2 separate regions of the Homo sapiens genome follow, and region 2 is linked to region 1. The links are chromatin contacts, found by Hi-C or POLR2A ChIA-PET in ENCODE. All regions are on one chromosome and are shown on one strand. The core of a region is the stretch at or near the end of the contact, and the rest is flanking DNA. Distances in the headings are between cores, read along the strand shown.

Region 1 (7,817 bases), core at 3,620-6,119:
CACGTGAAATGTGGCTAGTTCTATTTGATATGTGTACACTTTAAAAAGTGTAAAATACATACCAGATTTCTAAGTCTATTCAAGGGGTCTTCATTAGTGAATTGAGGCCTCTAGTAGAACTTGGATGAGAACATTGATTTAGGCAAGCATATATGTTCATGCTCCTCTGCCCTTTAACAAAGGTTTTTATAGCAGTTTTCTTATTGCACTGCTTTATATGTAAATATTTCCTTAAGGATATGGTCCTTGCTTTTTTCATGTCTTGGCACCCAGTATGCACTTAATGAAAATTTGACAAATACACGACACCAGTTAACAGTACTATCATTCAGAAGCTCATATGTCCATCATAATCAAAGGGACAACATGAGATTCTGAAAAATGCTTTATTGAAATTCAAATTCACTATATCTACAACGTTTTCTAAACAGCCTTAAAATAAGGATTATCTTTCTGTCAGGAATGTGAAAATCTTTCCACTTAATTTACCTTTACTTAGTTTTCTCTCAAGACAAGAGGCATGAAACTGGGTGCAATGGAACTTGAAGGTTCTAGGACAACAGAATAGTAATGTTTAACAGTGTTTAGCTAGATAAAAAATAACTCCACAGAAAAGCAATAATTTATTTTGAAATGGACTTACTTAATTGTATTTCCAATGTCTGATGCAGAATATAATTTGTGTTTACTATTGTCCAAATTAATAAAAATCTAATTTTTTCCTTAGTAATTTGGGCACGAGACCTACATTGCTAATCTCACAGGTATGAGGGTAACTGAGACAATACATGTGACCATAAACTATAACAGAACACAAATGTTTATACTAGTTCTTTTTTCTCATGTTAGTCATTTTCCTTCTTTCTCCCAACTTCTCCCTCTCTCATCTTTGCCTCTCTTTTCCTAATTTGTTCTCCACTGACTTTCTCCCTCAACATTTCTTAATCATAAATGAGATAAACATTTTTCAGTGTTTGCGAATACAATCCTATGTTGTTATTAATTTTAAAAGTAATGAAGTAAAAATTAGTTTTACCTGTAGGAGGCTGCTTTACTCTTTTGTACATTGGTGGCTTGCATTAGAGAAATGGTTTTTCCTCAGTCTTTTTCAAGTACGTAACATTGTCTTAATCATATGACTTTTTATGATCCTAAACCATGTCCATGTAAGTCAGGCTAGGGTCATATTTAGTCTAAAAGCTATTAATTTCTACTCCCACCCAAACAGACAGTACGAAATAGGCTAGGAGCTGTCATATTCTACTCAGACAGCAACAAACTGAAACTTTCAATTCACACTTCCTCTTAAATATGACTATATTCCAATTTGTAAAGCTTTATATATTCATTGTGCTATAAAATGCCAAATTGCATTTTTGATGTCAGAATACTGTAAGATACAGAATTGCCGCTGGGCATGGTGGCTCACGCCTGTAATCCCAGTACTTTGGGAGGCTGAGGCGGGCGGATCACGAGGTCAGTTCAAGACCAGCCTGACCAACATGGTGAAACCCCGTCTCTACTAAAGATACAAAAAAGTTAGCTGGGCATGGTGGCACGTGCCTGTAATTCGAGCTACTCAGGAGGCTGAGGCAGGATAATTGCTTGACCTCGGGAGGCAGAGGTTGCAGTGAGCAGAGATCGCACCACTGCACTCCAGCCTGGATGACAGAGCGAGACTCCGTCTCAAAACAAAACAAAACAAAAACAGAATTGCCTTCTCAGTAAAGGAGGAAATAACATTTATAATAACTATCACTTTAGTGATAGTTATTTTAAATCTTTGAAAATTGGACACTTCCAAATTACCGTGCTCATTATAATTTGAGAAATACGGTTCTATTAATAATATTCTGCTAGGCCAGGCAGGGTGGCTCACACCTGTAATCCCAGCACTTGGGAGGCCGAGGTAGGCAAATGACTTGAGGTCAGGAGTTCGAGACCAGTCTGGCCAACATCATGAAACCCCCTACTAAAAATACAAAAATTAGCTGGGTGTGGTGGTGCATGCCTGTAATCCCAGCTACTTGGGAGGCTGAGGCAGGAGAATCAACTGAACCCGGGAGATGAAGGTTATAGTGAGCCGAGGTTGACCTCCAGCCTGGGCGACCAAGCAAAACTCTGTCTGAAAAAAAAAAATAAAAATAATAATAATACTCTGATAGACAAAGGATTAACCAGATAGTCCTGAGGGTTGAACCTTCATTGTTCCAAGTCTCTCTTACATGTAAAACTAGCTTTCCTCTGGGAAAACATGGTTTATGTTCACCACAAAGCAATCTTACTTTGGTGATTAAACCTGAGAGTGTTACCACTGCTCGTATCAATGACAACTAAAACATACATATGGATTACAATGTTGTCAGATGCCCTCTTGGAATTTTTATTTAGTATATTTACATATACTAAAATTCAAGCATTAGTTTCCTCATGTTTACAGGAGATGCTAAATATCTTATTCAAGGTCTCATAGCTAGTAAGAAGTAAGTAAAGCAGGAGTAAACATGTAGGCATTCCAGTTCTAGAATTCATGCTCTTAATGGCTATGCTTAACTGCCTGCTCAATTAATATGACTCCATATTCTGCATACATTAGATGCACAAAAAGTATGACAGCATACTAATAGGAAAGCTGAATATTATAAAAGCTATAAAATCTCCTGGAAGATTGTTTTTTGGGCTCTCAACATTAGCTGGTTTTGTATGTCAAAGCAGGATGTAGAAAAACCGTAATTAATTGGATCTCATTTATATTGTTTTTTTCCTGTACATACCAATGTTCAGTTAATCATAGCCTTCACTTATCAGAATATTCCATTAATGATCATGAGGCAAAAGTGAAGCCTCATACCATTCTTTTTCACTATCTATATAATGTTTACATAAATCTCAGGCACATATAACTGGGAACATCTTTCTCTATGGATCTTATCTTTTTTTTTTTTAACATTCAAACTCAATATACTTTCAAAGTTTAGATTTGGTTTGTGTAAGTTCTCTTAGTAGTGAAATATGTTCACTGTCATTCGGTGCAGTTTTGTAGACTAACCTGAAACGTACACGTGCCAATGACCACATAATTATTGCCACCATATGCAATTAGGTTTCCTGAATCCCCATTCTCAAAGGGATTAAATTCTACCACATGCACATAATCTTCACAATCCACAGTGTAGGCAGCATTTCTTGAGGCATCTTGCTTCATCTTGTATGTCAAAATTCAAGCAGTTGTGAAAATTAAATAGCCTTCTACTGGACAAGGTCACGAAACTGTGGATTAGAGCACAGGTACAATTACAATGGTCAATATGTTAGTCATTCAGCAAATGCATCAAAATAAGGTTGTGGTGTTACAATGAGACAGAAAGCTCAAAAGAAACATTTAAAGTACTTATCAAGGGACAGAAACTGCAGGAAAAATATTAAATCTAGTTATTAATGGTTCCACATTTGCTCCACAGCTCTTTCCCATATCTGTGATTCTAGCAGACAATAACACTGCAAAGTTCTGTTTAGATTATCTAAAACAAATAGTATTTCATCTGAAGATGGAATCATTTTAACAGCAAATGTTAATAAAAATTAATAACTTTTATGAACCACTATTTGTAGGTACCATATTAAGCATTTTACTGACATGATCACATCTGGTATCTGTACAAATCTAAAGGCAGGTACTACCTCTGGTCTCCATTTTGTAGATGGAGAAACTGAGGCTTCAGTAGGTTAACTAACTTGCCAAGCTCATAAGCAGGGCCAGGATTTGGAAGACTTCATTGTGTGTGGAGAACCAGCGCTAATGAAGAAAAAAACAGCCTCCTGGCTTGAAGGAGACCACAGTTTAGGGATAGTTATGACTCAACGTGAAAAGGGCTATAATATAAACAGATAGAAAATACAGGATCTGTTGTTAAGGAGTACCAAAATGTGTGATATAAAAATAATGTTCAGGGGGTTGGGCGGAGGGAGAGCATCAGGATAAATAGCTAATGCATGTGGAGCTTAATACCTAGGTGATGGGTGTGCAAACCACCATAGCACACGTTTTACCTTTGTAATAAACCTGCACGTCCCGCACACGTATCCCGGAACTTAAAAATTAAAATAATAATATTCTTAAAACTAGGCAGAAGACCTTAACCTGTCAGGGACTAGTGTGCATTCTGGAAGTAGCATTCCCACATGAGAATTATGGGTTTTAGAGTTTTTGGTTTTTTAAAAAATTCGACACAAGGGTTGTCCTGAAAACAGCTGGACTCAGTAACAAACATATCAAGCACCTTAAGAGTATGTACTGAGAATGAGTCCCACCTCGAGACGCTTATAAACTAGTAACTTTAGGAATGGACATCAGGGACTGGAGACTTTTGAAGGGTGACCAGCAAGTGTTATGGACACGGAGACAGAGAGGTATAGAAGTGCAAGAGATTCGAGGTCACGAAATTGTTCCGTCCCTACACCTACTGCTCATTAAAGCAGTGGCCGGGGCCTCACCGTACACGTTGGACAGGACTTGCCCCTGTAAAACTACAACGGCAGAGAAGAAGGGAGGGAACAAGATAAGTCTCTGCAATGAGCGCCGACACCTCTCCCCGGGCCAGGCGAGTTCCTCAAGACCCCGCTCCCACCTCCCGGGGCCCGAAGTGGGAAGGAAGAACTCCTGGGAATAGAGTGGCAAGGCTGGGCGGCCGGCAGAAAAGCATCCCGGCCTCTCGGGCTCCCAGCTCGATACGCACCGCAGAGCGCCAGGAACCGACCAGAGGCAGGCTGGTCTTCCTTGGGGGCTGCCGCGACGCGCTGTGGCTCTGCTTCCGGGTCGGAGGGCGAGCGCAGCGATTGGCTCCCGGGGCCTCCCGCGAGGTTTGAACTGTATTCAGCGGCGACAGCGGCGACTGCGGCGGCCGCGGGAGGGCATCCCGTTGGGGATCCTTCCGCACACTGAAGAGTACGTCTTCGGGTCTACCCCTAATCACGTAAGTCTCGCGTCTGCCCTACCTGCCCTGTCGCATTTTTAAGTGGTGATTCAGGCTGTGGCTTTTGAGGGTGTTTTGCACTGTAATACCTCGGTCGTAGCAAAGTGCCGTGGGACCGAAGTATTATGGTGCAGTGACTTGACGCTCGAGCCTGGTTGGGCCTGGGGGCTGTAGGCGGAGTTCACAGTATCTAGCGATGGAGCTGGTAGGTCCTGAGGGTTCGTCTGCAGCTTGGAAGACAGGCCCGTAGAGGCCTGCTTAACTTCCATTAGTTAGGCAGGAAACCTGGGTTCTAGTCCCACTATGTACACGGACTCCAATTCCTCAACTTTCTCCTACTCCTGATTAGTTACAGCCTCCCAAGGAACCTTTGGGACTTGCACTCGAACACTGATAATGATGTTGAGTGCAATTTTTAAATTGAGCACCTACTAAATGCCTGGCACTAGGTGGGTTATGTACTTGTTTCACTAACGTCTCATTCTGTGAGGTAGGAATTCCCTTCCTGGTTTTGCAGGTGAAGAAACTTATGCTCATTAGAGATTTTAAATACCGAAGGACTACAGGTCATAAAGGGGGAGCCTGGAAGTGATATCTGACTCGGAAGTGTAGTTCTTTCAACCATTTCACACTGCCTGCCCAGTGACAATTTTCTGTCTCACAGTTTTTGCTCTAGAGCAACTTGGAATCCAATTTTTTAAAAACAAGTGTTATCGCTGCTGCCTTTGGCTACTGTTTTTTTGTATAGTGCAGCCTGCCATTCAGAGTGCTTGCATATTTATTGTCTCATTGACTTCTCACAAGGGACTGGAAGGCAAGTATTTCTGTGTGATGATGCCTCCACCTAGGAACCACGTGTAAGGCTTATGGCATAGGCTCCCACAGCCAGCTAGCTACAGGAAGAGCTGGGACTAGACCAGGGGTTGGCAAACTGGCTGTGCTGCCTGTTTTTGTGCAGCCAGCTCCTGAGCTAAGAAGGAGTGTTACGTGTTTATATGGTTGGGGGAAAAAATGAAAAGAATAATGTTTTGTGATGTGTAAAAATTACATGAAATTCAAATTTCAGTGTCCATAAAAAAAGTTTTATTGGAGCACAGCTATACTCATTTGTTTGTTTATGTATGTCCATGGCTATTTTCACACTAGAAGGTCAAAGTGAGTAGTTGTGCATGCCTCAAATATTTACTGTTTGTTCCTTTAGAAAAAATTAGCTGATCCCTGAATGAGACTCTTGGTTTTCTGTCACCATAGTAATGCTCTTTTTTTTTTTTTTTTTTTTTTTTTTAAGACAGAGTCTCACTCTGTCACCTAGGCTGGAGTGCAGTAGTGCTATCTTGGCTCACTGCAACTTCCGCCTCCCTGGTTCAAGCGATTCTCCTGTCTCAGCCTCCCAAGTAGCTGGGGTTAGAGGCACACACCACCACACCCAGCTAATTTTTAGTAGACAGGGTTTCACCATGTTGGCCAGGTTGGTCTCGAACTCCTAACCTTAGGTGAGCCTCGGCTTCCCAAAGTGCTGGGATTACAAGTGTGAACCACCATGCCCAGGCAATGCTCTTTTACTTTTAACTCAAAACAACTTAGAAACTCATAATGCATGATAATAGCTAATGTGCTTTTATACATGCCAGGCACTGTTCTAAAAGCTTTACTTGTGTTTATGTCGTTGACTTGTCATAAAACCCTATGGGATAGGGTTTTCATTTTCATTATGAGGAAGCTGAGGCAGGGAAAGGTGATGTAACTTGGCCAAGATCTCGCAGCCAGTAAGTGGTGGAGCCACATTTCAGAATGGCCTAATTCCCAAGTGAGTCTTCATTCATAGCAATCAAATCTCATAATACTACCTTTAAATAATACCAGTAAGTAATTTACTCCTAAAAATGTATTTCAGGCAAAGTGACCATGTCACTGAAGCTGACAGTTCTTCACTTTCTTTTTTCTTTCAAGAGATGAGGGTGATTTTTTGAAGAGAAATACAATTCTTAGCTATTTACTAGGATTTGCATTTATGTAAATAATTAATCTCTAATCTTCTACCTGTATCTTTAAGTTGCATCATAGATTGTGTCTATAATTTAATTATATTGCAAGTGGCATGTATCTTTGCTCTTGATTATACAAACCAAAGTAAACATCTAGGATTCTGTTTATGCCACATAAAAATAGAAGAAAAGGATAGCAGAAGGAGTCAGGAAATGGAATAAGTACAGGAAAATACCCAAAATAAGATGATGGGCATGTGAGTATGTTGAGACTTGAGTACTTAAAGTAGGAAAAAAACTTTTAGCAGGCATGTCTGTAAACTCAGAGAAAGGAATTGGATGCCTTATATAGTCTTGGGTATATGAAACATTGGCACTACCTCAAATTATTTTGAAAGGCTTTTGTGTGCATCAGGAGAAGTTACTTAACATGATGCTTTAAGAACACAGCTTATAGAGTTAGACATATTAAGTTTATGCTGTTTGTCCACTTACAAGCTGAGTGACGTGGAGGTTATTAGGTAAAATAAGGATAATAACAGACCTGTCTTATTGGACACTTATGACAGTCGAGTGAGGTAATCAATATTAAGCTTTTGAAAAGTATCTCCACCAAGTTAGCTCCTAAATATTAGTTATTTTATTGGTTATGTAGTACGGTGTAACAAACCATTTCAAAAGTTAAGGTTTTAAAATAACCATTTCCTTCTGATTCTGTGGATCAGCAGTTTGGGTGGGACACTGCTTGGTGATACTCTAGTGGTCATACAGGACACAATTCCTCCTGTTGTAATAGGTGGTGACAACACATGTGAAATGTCTACCAGGGAAGCTTATTAGAGACTTAATGCCCAGGGTT
Region 2 (7,817 bases), core at 2,092-4,591, 230 kb before region 1:
AAATACAGGAAATGTGGACATAAACGGATTTCCTAGGCACAACCTACCCCTAAAATAACTGTGTATACATAACAGCCTCAACAGCTTCTGAACCACAGGCAAATGAACAATTTGCTGGCCTTGTCCTCTTTACAGTTTCCAGAAAGTGCCTTATTAGCAAGGAGGCAAATCAGGTGGTGGGTGGAGCTGGGCAGGGCCCACTGCACTGCAGAAACTGTGTGGTGCAGAATGATGTGGTAGGAGCTGGGTAGAGAGACTACTGCTGCCAGGCTGGGAAGCAACTGGTTTTGCCTCTCACTCATTCTCCAGTGTACTGAATCAGGCACCCAGGCACAGTTAGGCCACCCAAATACTACTACCTCTGCCCTTGCATGATGGAATCATTTAGCTTGAGCTTAAAAAAAATAAATAAATAAAAAGAGGTTACCCACAGGGTCTCTTGGTTACCTCTTAGTGTTTACTTATCTGGATTCCAGTATCACCAGAATATGTGACTTAATATTTACTTATGTATGCTGTCCAAAAAAGCAAAAAACAAACCAACAAAAGTAAAAAATATTTACTTAATATATAAAATCAGACGTGGAAAGACATAAGAACATTTTTCATTGAGAGGTAAGAGCTATTTCATTTTTATTTTATTTTTTATTTTTTTTTTTGAGACAGAGTCTTGCTGTGTCGCCCAGGCTGGTATGCAGTGGTGCGATCTCGGCTCACTGCAACCTCCACCTCCTGGGTTCAAGAGATTCTTATGCCTCAGCCTCCTGAGTAGCTGGGATTACAGGCACCCACCACCATGCCAGGCTAATTTTTTTTTTTTTTTTTTTTTTTGTATTTTTAGTAGAGATAGGGTTTCACCATGTTGGCCAGGCTGGTCTCGAGCCCCTAACCTCAAGTGATCCACCTGCCTCGGCCTCTCAGAGTGCTGGGATTACTACAGGTGTGAGCTAATGTGCGCCCAGCCTTCTTTCATCTTTAAAATGGTAATGGGCAAACACTATTGTTCTTAAAAGTTTTGAAACGTTCACATTTTCATTTGCCTCTTGGAAAGTTTTCATGAACTATTCTTGAGCAAAATTTCAGCTAATGTAAATTGGTACTGCTTTGTCACTTAGTGGAATTTTTTTAAAATTATTTTTATGTATTTTTTATTTCCTCACCTCTTTGAATTCTACACTTAGTGTAAATAAATCACAAATTGATAATTGTTATCTGATAGATTTGGGAATTTGTGACTCAGATTGTATCTAACAAATATTTTGCTGATGAATGAGTAAATTCTATAGCTATCTGTGGAGTTAAAAGAAAAAAACTTTGAAAAGATGGGTGTTTAATCAAACAACTGGTTATGAATTTTTGTTGTGTCAACACTGTTGTATTGTACTGTTGCAGTGCAAAGGTGTAGGAATGTGGGCCATTGATATTCAGGCATTGATGGTGGGTGTTATAGCCTCAGTCATCCTGAAAAATAATCAGATTTACCATGGCAGTATTTGGCAGAAAGGTTTTACAATTATAGCATTTGAGGAGTTTCTAAGATCTTGCCTAGTTTACATCTTTCTGGTCTACAACAAAGGCATAATGATGTCTTCTCATCACCATGCTGGTTCATTCCCGTGGTGTGCTGGAGCTAGCTGGTGTCTGCTCCTGAGCAGGGACTGTGTGCCTCTCTTCCAACTCCACGTTCAGTGACCTGCCGTTTGGTAGCCCAAATTTTGTTTTTATTTATTTATTTCGTTTTTTTGTTTTGGTTCTTTTGGTAGCCTGAATTTTAACGTGTTGAGAGTATTTTCACCATGGAAGTTGGCAAATGCCACAAACCAGGCACCCTCCAGAGCTGGCTGTTAAACACTGACCAGCATCTATATTAGTGTTTGCTCCCCGCCCCCAATCATTCTCCTAATGGCTTAGTTCCTTGTCTGCTGTTAAAGCAGAGGAGAGGCTGGGAAGTCAGGGAGTTAAACATCTGTATTGGGATAGGGAATCCTCTGTGTAGCTCTGTGATCTTGAACAAGTTATATAGCCTCTCTAATACCCAATTTCCTACTTTGTAAAATGGGGTTGATATAGACCCCCCTCAGGGTTGTAAAGATGAAATGAACTGATATATGGTAAGCACCTAATGGTGCCTGGTGGGTACATAGTCAATGCTCAGTAAGTGGTGTTGATTAGGTCAATTTTTTTTTTTTTTTGGCCAGTACTGATATTCATTCAATGGCTATTTGCAAAGTGCTTTTGGTTCCACCTGTATAGTTTTATTTATTTACTTATTTATTTTAATCTTAGTCCCAAATATTCTGAGCTTCCCTTCACCTGTATGTTTTTTTTTAAAATTAATTAATTAATTTATTTTTGAGACAAGGTCTCACTCTGTCACCCAGGCTGGAGGGCAGTGGCATGATCTTGGCTCACTGCAACCTCTGCCTACTGGGCTCAAGTGATCTTTCCACCTTAGCCTCCCAAGTAGCTGGGACTACAGGTAGGTGCCGCCATGCCTGGCTTTTTGTATTTATTTTATTTTTTATTTATTTTTTAATTTTTGAGACAGAGTCTCATGCTATTGCCTAGGCTGGAGTGCAATGGCATGATCTCGGCTCACTGCAACCTCCACCTCCCAGGTTCAAATGATTCTCCTGCCTCAGCCTCCTGAGTAGCTGGGATTACAGGCATGCACCACTATGCCTGGCTAATTTTTATATTTTAGTAGAGATGGGGTTTCACCATGTTGGCCAGGCTGGTCTTGAACTCCTAACCCGAAGTGATCCACCCGTCTCAGCCTCCCAAAGTGCTGGGATTACAGGCATGAGCTACCACACCCGGCCAATTTTTGTATTTTTTGTAGAGACAGGGTTTCACCATGTTGCCCAGACTGGTTTCGAACTCCTGAGCTCAAGTGATCCATCCTCCTCGGCCTCCCAAAATGCTGGGATTACAGGTGTGAGCTACCGTGCCTGGCCTCCACCTGTATGGTTTTAAATGTACAGATAAGCAAGAATAGAACACGACCCTGGAATTCCAAGTTTTCAGATCACGTGTTTGATGTCATGTGGACTCCACACCTGGGCCTTTGACATAGTCTCAATTTGCCATCAATAGACAGAGTCCCCAGGTCTGGTCTTCTCTTCAGTCAGAGCACCTAGAGCACCTTCATATCGCCACCTCCCTATCTTCCTAAATATCCTCCTCATTCTTTCATTGCCTTCCCTTTCTCCACAGACAGGCAAACAACCTTCTTCCCAGCGCTTCTCCTCTGTGTTTGCTCCGATGCCTGGCATGTGGCTGTCTGAGGTTCAGAATTATTCTCAGACCTGTGTAACAAGAACTCTAGGATGAGTCACCTGGTGCCTGCTTTTTTATACCCTCAGGCCAAGGCAGGGAGGCCTGATTTCCCTGGCAGAGTTAATTGTGTGGCAAAAGTGCTGCCCAAGGTTATGAGCTGTCTCTGCTTTTTTCCCCATTACTGGTTCCCATTCCTGTCTCTCTGCCCATTCAGCATTGTGCTCAGAAGGGCATCCTCCACCTCAACATTCCTGTAGTGTGAAAAATGGTTATTGTAGGAAAAGTGGTAATGCTAAATTCGAAACCCTTCAGGTTTTTTTTTTTTTTTTTTTTTTTTTTTTTTACCCAGGCTGGAGTGCAGTGGCGTGATCTCAGCTCACTGCAAACTCTACCTCCTGGGTTCAAGTGATTCTCCTGCCTCAGTCTCCCGAGTAGCTTGGATTACAGGCACGCTGTACCATGCCCAGTTAATTTTTGTATTTTTAGTAGAAACAGGGTTTCACCATGTTGGCCAGGCTGGTCTCGAACTCCTGAGCTCAAGTGATCTTCCCGCCTCGGCCCACAGAAGTCCTGGAATTACAGGCATGAGCCACTATACCCAGCCTAAATCCTAAACCCTTCAGGTTCTTGCAATACCAGTGACATTGAAATTGAATTAATTTGGAATAAAGGCATTTGCTGTAAGGGAGGCTATTTTTTTTTTTTTTTTTTTTTTGAGAAGGAGTCTCACTCTGTCACCCAGACTGGAGTACAGTGGCACGATCTCGGCTCACTGCAACCTCCGCCCTCTGAGTTCAAGCGATTCTCCTGCCTCAGCCTCCGGATTAGCTGGGATTACCGGCGTCTGCCACCGCGCCTGGCTAATTTTTTATATGTTTAGTAGAGACAGGGTTTCACCATGTTGGCCAGGCTGGTCTTGAACTCCTGACCTCGTGATCCACCTGCCTCGGGCTCCCGTAGTGCTGGGATTACAGGTGTGAACCACCGCGCCTGGTCGTAAGGGAGGCTATTAACTTCTTTTTCTTTTTTTTGAGACGGAGTCTTGCTCTGTTGCCCAGGCTGGAGTGCAATGGCGCAATCTTGGCTCACTGCAACCTCTGCCTCCTGGGTTCAAGCGATTCTCCTGCCTCAGCCTCCTGAGTAGCTGGGATTACAGGCACCCACCACCATGCTTAGCTAATTTTTGTATTTTTTAGTAGAGATGGGATTTCATCATGTTGGTCAGGCTGGTCTCGAACTCCTGACCACAGGTGATCCACCTGCCTCGACCTCCGAAAGTGCTGGGATTACAGGCGTGGGCCACTGTGCCCGGCCCTATTAACTTCTTTATACTCCAGTTTAAATACTAAGTGTTCGCAAAACTTAAAAAATTCCTGTTTTCTGCACACACAGGCTCCTTGTGGAATTCTTCAAACACTTACAAGTGCATCATTTTCAACGTGATCGGTTTTTTAATACTTAAATTTCAGAGCTGTTTACAAATGTAGAAACACTCAAAATGAGTTCAAGTTGTTTCATGTTGGGAGCTCTTTTGCCATCAGTTTTAAAGTGAGCAGCCTGAAAATGAAAAAAATTAAAGCTTGGCACTAATAGAAAATAGAACATGTTGGCCAGACATGGTGGCTTACACCTGTAATCCCAGCACTTTCGGAGGTTGAGGCAAGAGGATTGCTTGAGCTCAGGACTTCAAAACCAGCCTGGGTAACATAGCAAAACCCTGTCTCTAAAAAATAAAAAAAAAGAACATGTCAAACAGTATTTTCCAACTCATTTAATTAATTGAAAGACTGTACCTGAAAAATGTTTTACAGAAACCCTTTTTTGTTAAAATAATTTACCACAATTAATATACCCTAGATACCCTATTATTTCCATAAAGTATTCCTAGAGATCAATAATATTGTTCAGTTTTCTTTTTCTTTTTTTTTTTTGAGACAGAGTTTCACTGTTGTTGCTTAGGCTGGAGTGCAATGGTGTGATCTCGGCTCACCGCAACCTCCGCCTCCTGGGTTCAAGTGATTCTCCTGCCTCAGCCTCCTGAGTAGCTGGGGTTACAGGCATGTGCCACCATGGCCGGCTAATTTTGTATTTTTAGTAGAGATGAGGCTTCTCCATGTTGGTCAGGCTGGTCTCGAACTTCTGACCTCAGGTGATCCGCCCGCCTCAGCCTCCCAAAGTGCTGGGATTACAGGCGTGAGCCACCGTGACCGGCCTCAGATTTTTATCATAATATTTTCAGCAGATAATAAAATCTCAATTATTAGAAAATAAAGTGATGTGTTTATGTGTATTTAACATGCCAATATTAGAATTTTCAAACGCGATTTATTTTTATTTTTTTTTTGAGACCGAGTCTTGCTCTGTTGCCCAGGCTCGAATGCAGTGGCATGATCTCGGCTCACCATAACCTCCGCCTCCCTGGTTCAAGAGATTTTCCTGCTTCAGCCTCCCAAGTAGTTGGGACTACAGGCACCTGCCACCATGCTAGGCTAATTTTTGTATTTTTAGTAGAGATGGGGGTTTTACCATGTTGGCCAGGCTGGTCTTGAACTCCTGACCTCAGGTGATCCTCCCACCTCCACCTCCCAAAGTGCTGGGATTACAGGTGTGAGCCGCTGCACCCGGCCTCAAACATGATTTTAGATCTTTTTTTTTTGTTTTTGTTTTTCTTTTTCAAAGTAGTCATTCTTCACTGAGAAGGAACACATACCAAGGTTAGTGGGTTCGATCATTTGAAAAATGGCAGCACCATTCATTTTAAACATTTTCTGGCTTTTTACTATGGAATCTCTCATGGTATAAAAATAAATTTTAGATTTTTCAGAGCCAAAATGAAAATACTTTAGAACAAAATCAGGCCAAATCTTTGGAATTCAAAGTGGCTGAACACCTAAAAGAAACAGAATATAAAACTCGCCAATTACGTGTCTTCCCAGAGGTCTGGACAGAATTTCTTTCTAATAATTTGGACATTTCTTCCCTTTGCCAGTGATACGGGAACAACACCTCCAGAGAGTGGTATTTTTGGATTTATGATAAACTTCTCTGCATTTCTTGGTAAGTACACAATAATTATTATAAATAATTGAAAAGCTCACAATTCCAAGTGAAGTTGATGTGTCATTTGTAGTTTTCATATAATTTTTATTTTATTTTATTTATTTTTTCTGAGACAGGGTCTCTGTCATCCAGGCTGGAGTGCAGTGGCGTGATCACGGCTCACTGCAGCCTCAACCTGCCAGGCTCAAGCAGTCCTCCCACCTCAGCCTCCGGAGTAGCTGGTACTACAGGTGCACACCACCACGCCCAGCTAATTTTTTGTAGTTTTTTGTAGAGATGGGGTTTCACCATGTTGCCAGGCTGGCCTTGAGCTCCCGGGCTTCAGTGATCCACCTGCCTTGGCCTCTCAAAGTGCTGAACTTATAGGTGTGAGCCACTGCACACGGCCTTGTGTATAATTTTTTTAAAAGCACAATCTTTGCAGCTAGATTTTTGTCCTATTTTGAGAAACTGAAGTTAAAAGATATAAAAAATTATGGCTTTATTAGAGAACTATACTTTAATTAGTAATTTGTAACAGGATTTGCTGTAGGTGGTTTTAAATACCAAACTTCTGGAACGGATTTTAAGTGCAATTTAGTTTTTAAAAGTGTTGATTTATGGTCAAGACACTTATGTAAGCCAAAGACACCCAATGCGTAAGCTAAGTTTCTCAAAGTGTATTCTGAAGGCAAGCTGATGAAAAGTCACCTGGAGTTCTCGTAAAATGCAGGTTCCTGGGCCATGCTACTCAACCAGAACCTTTGGGAGTGTGGGTTCCTGAAGATGTGTTGTAAACAAGCACTCTAGGGGACTTGGTTTCTCACTAAAGTTTGAGGACCATTGACAAAGGCATTATCTTACCTGTTAGAGAAAGGGGACAGGTGGAGCAAGGAATAGTATGATTTTTCTTTTCAGTTCCTCAGATGTACCTAAGATGCAGATGATAGGGTGCAACCTTGTCATAAGCCAATTAATGTAATGCATATTAATTACAACTATTGTATAATTAATGTAAAGCTCAGTCTTCTATAAGGTGATTCAAGTATATAGATATCAGATGTGGGGCATTTTCTCTTAGTCCTTCTATAATCTCCCCCCAAACAATCAAGTGTTTGCCAAGGGCCTATCTTGTAACCAACGCTTTCTGTTCCTCTCTACTGGTACAGTGTGAGAAGGGACAGTGATGCTGACCCTACTTAGTGACTTGGCATTTTGGAATTTGTTCATCCTACTTGGTAGCAGGAAAGTTTCACCGCATCACCATTTGTAGTCCTCCTAAAGTTTTGGAGGTGAGCAAGGGGAAGTAGCAATATGGAGTCAGTCAATCCCAGTGCCCTCTTACACCATCCTTGCCAAGAATCCAGACTTGGAAAACAGAGAGATTATTTTATCACAGCAAGTGATAAATACGGCTTTTGCTTCTGAATAAAGCAGAAACTGACAAATATATTCATTTGAAATAGTCTATGTGAGCTCATGCCTGTAATTCTAGCATT

The links. A loop is a pair of places that touch in the nucleus more often than their neighbours do. ChIA-PET counts read pairs that join two places held with the same protein, here RNA polymerase II (POLR2A). Pooled maps may share reads with other maps.
Region 2: a loop to region 1 is called in a map of PC-9, with 5 times the contacts of the local background. The contact joins the enhancer-like site here to the promoter of PARPBP in region 1. A Hi-C loop is called at or near these places in 1 of 168 maps with a recorded cell type or tissue (PC-9) and 1 of 50 pooled maps. POLR2A ChIA-PET finds 5 or more read pairs at or near these places in 6 of 52 experiments (HEK293T, OCI-LY7, T-cell and 3 more).

Annotation. Positions count from the first base shown.
Region 1 is chr12:102,115,314-102,123,130 of GRCh38, forward strand. PARPBP (PARP1 binding protein) reads left to right here and starts at 4,870. Exons shown (of 11, transcript NM_017915.5): 1 at 4,870-4,973. It overlaps NUP37 (nucleoporin 37), which reads right to left and starts at 4,801. Exons shown (of 10, transcript NM_024057.4): 1 at 4,737-4,801; 2 at 3,050-3,270. The coding sequence starts at 3,205. RefSeq lists enhancers at 4,602-4,671, 5,716-6,273.
Region 2 is chr12:101,891,595-101,899,411 of GRCh38, forward strand. It overlaps DRAM1 (DNA damage regulated autophagy modulator 1), which reads left to right. Exons shown (of 7, transcript NM_018370.3): 2 at 6,269-6,336. Among named protein-coding and RNA genes, the nearest start is that of DRAM1, 18 kb to the left of the region's middle. Within about 2 kb of position 3,342, at least 9 of the 41 ENCODE cell types and tissues checked have a DNase peak (open chromatin) inside an H3K27ac peak, as active enhancers do; they include PC-9, where a contact is called at or near this core.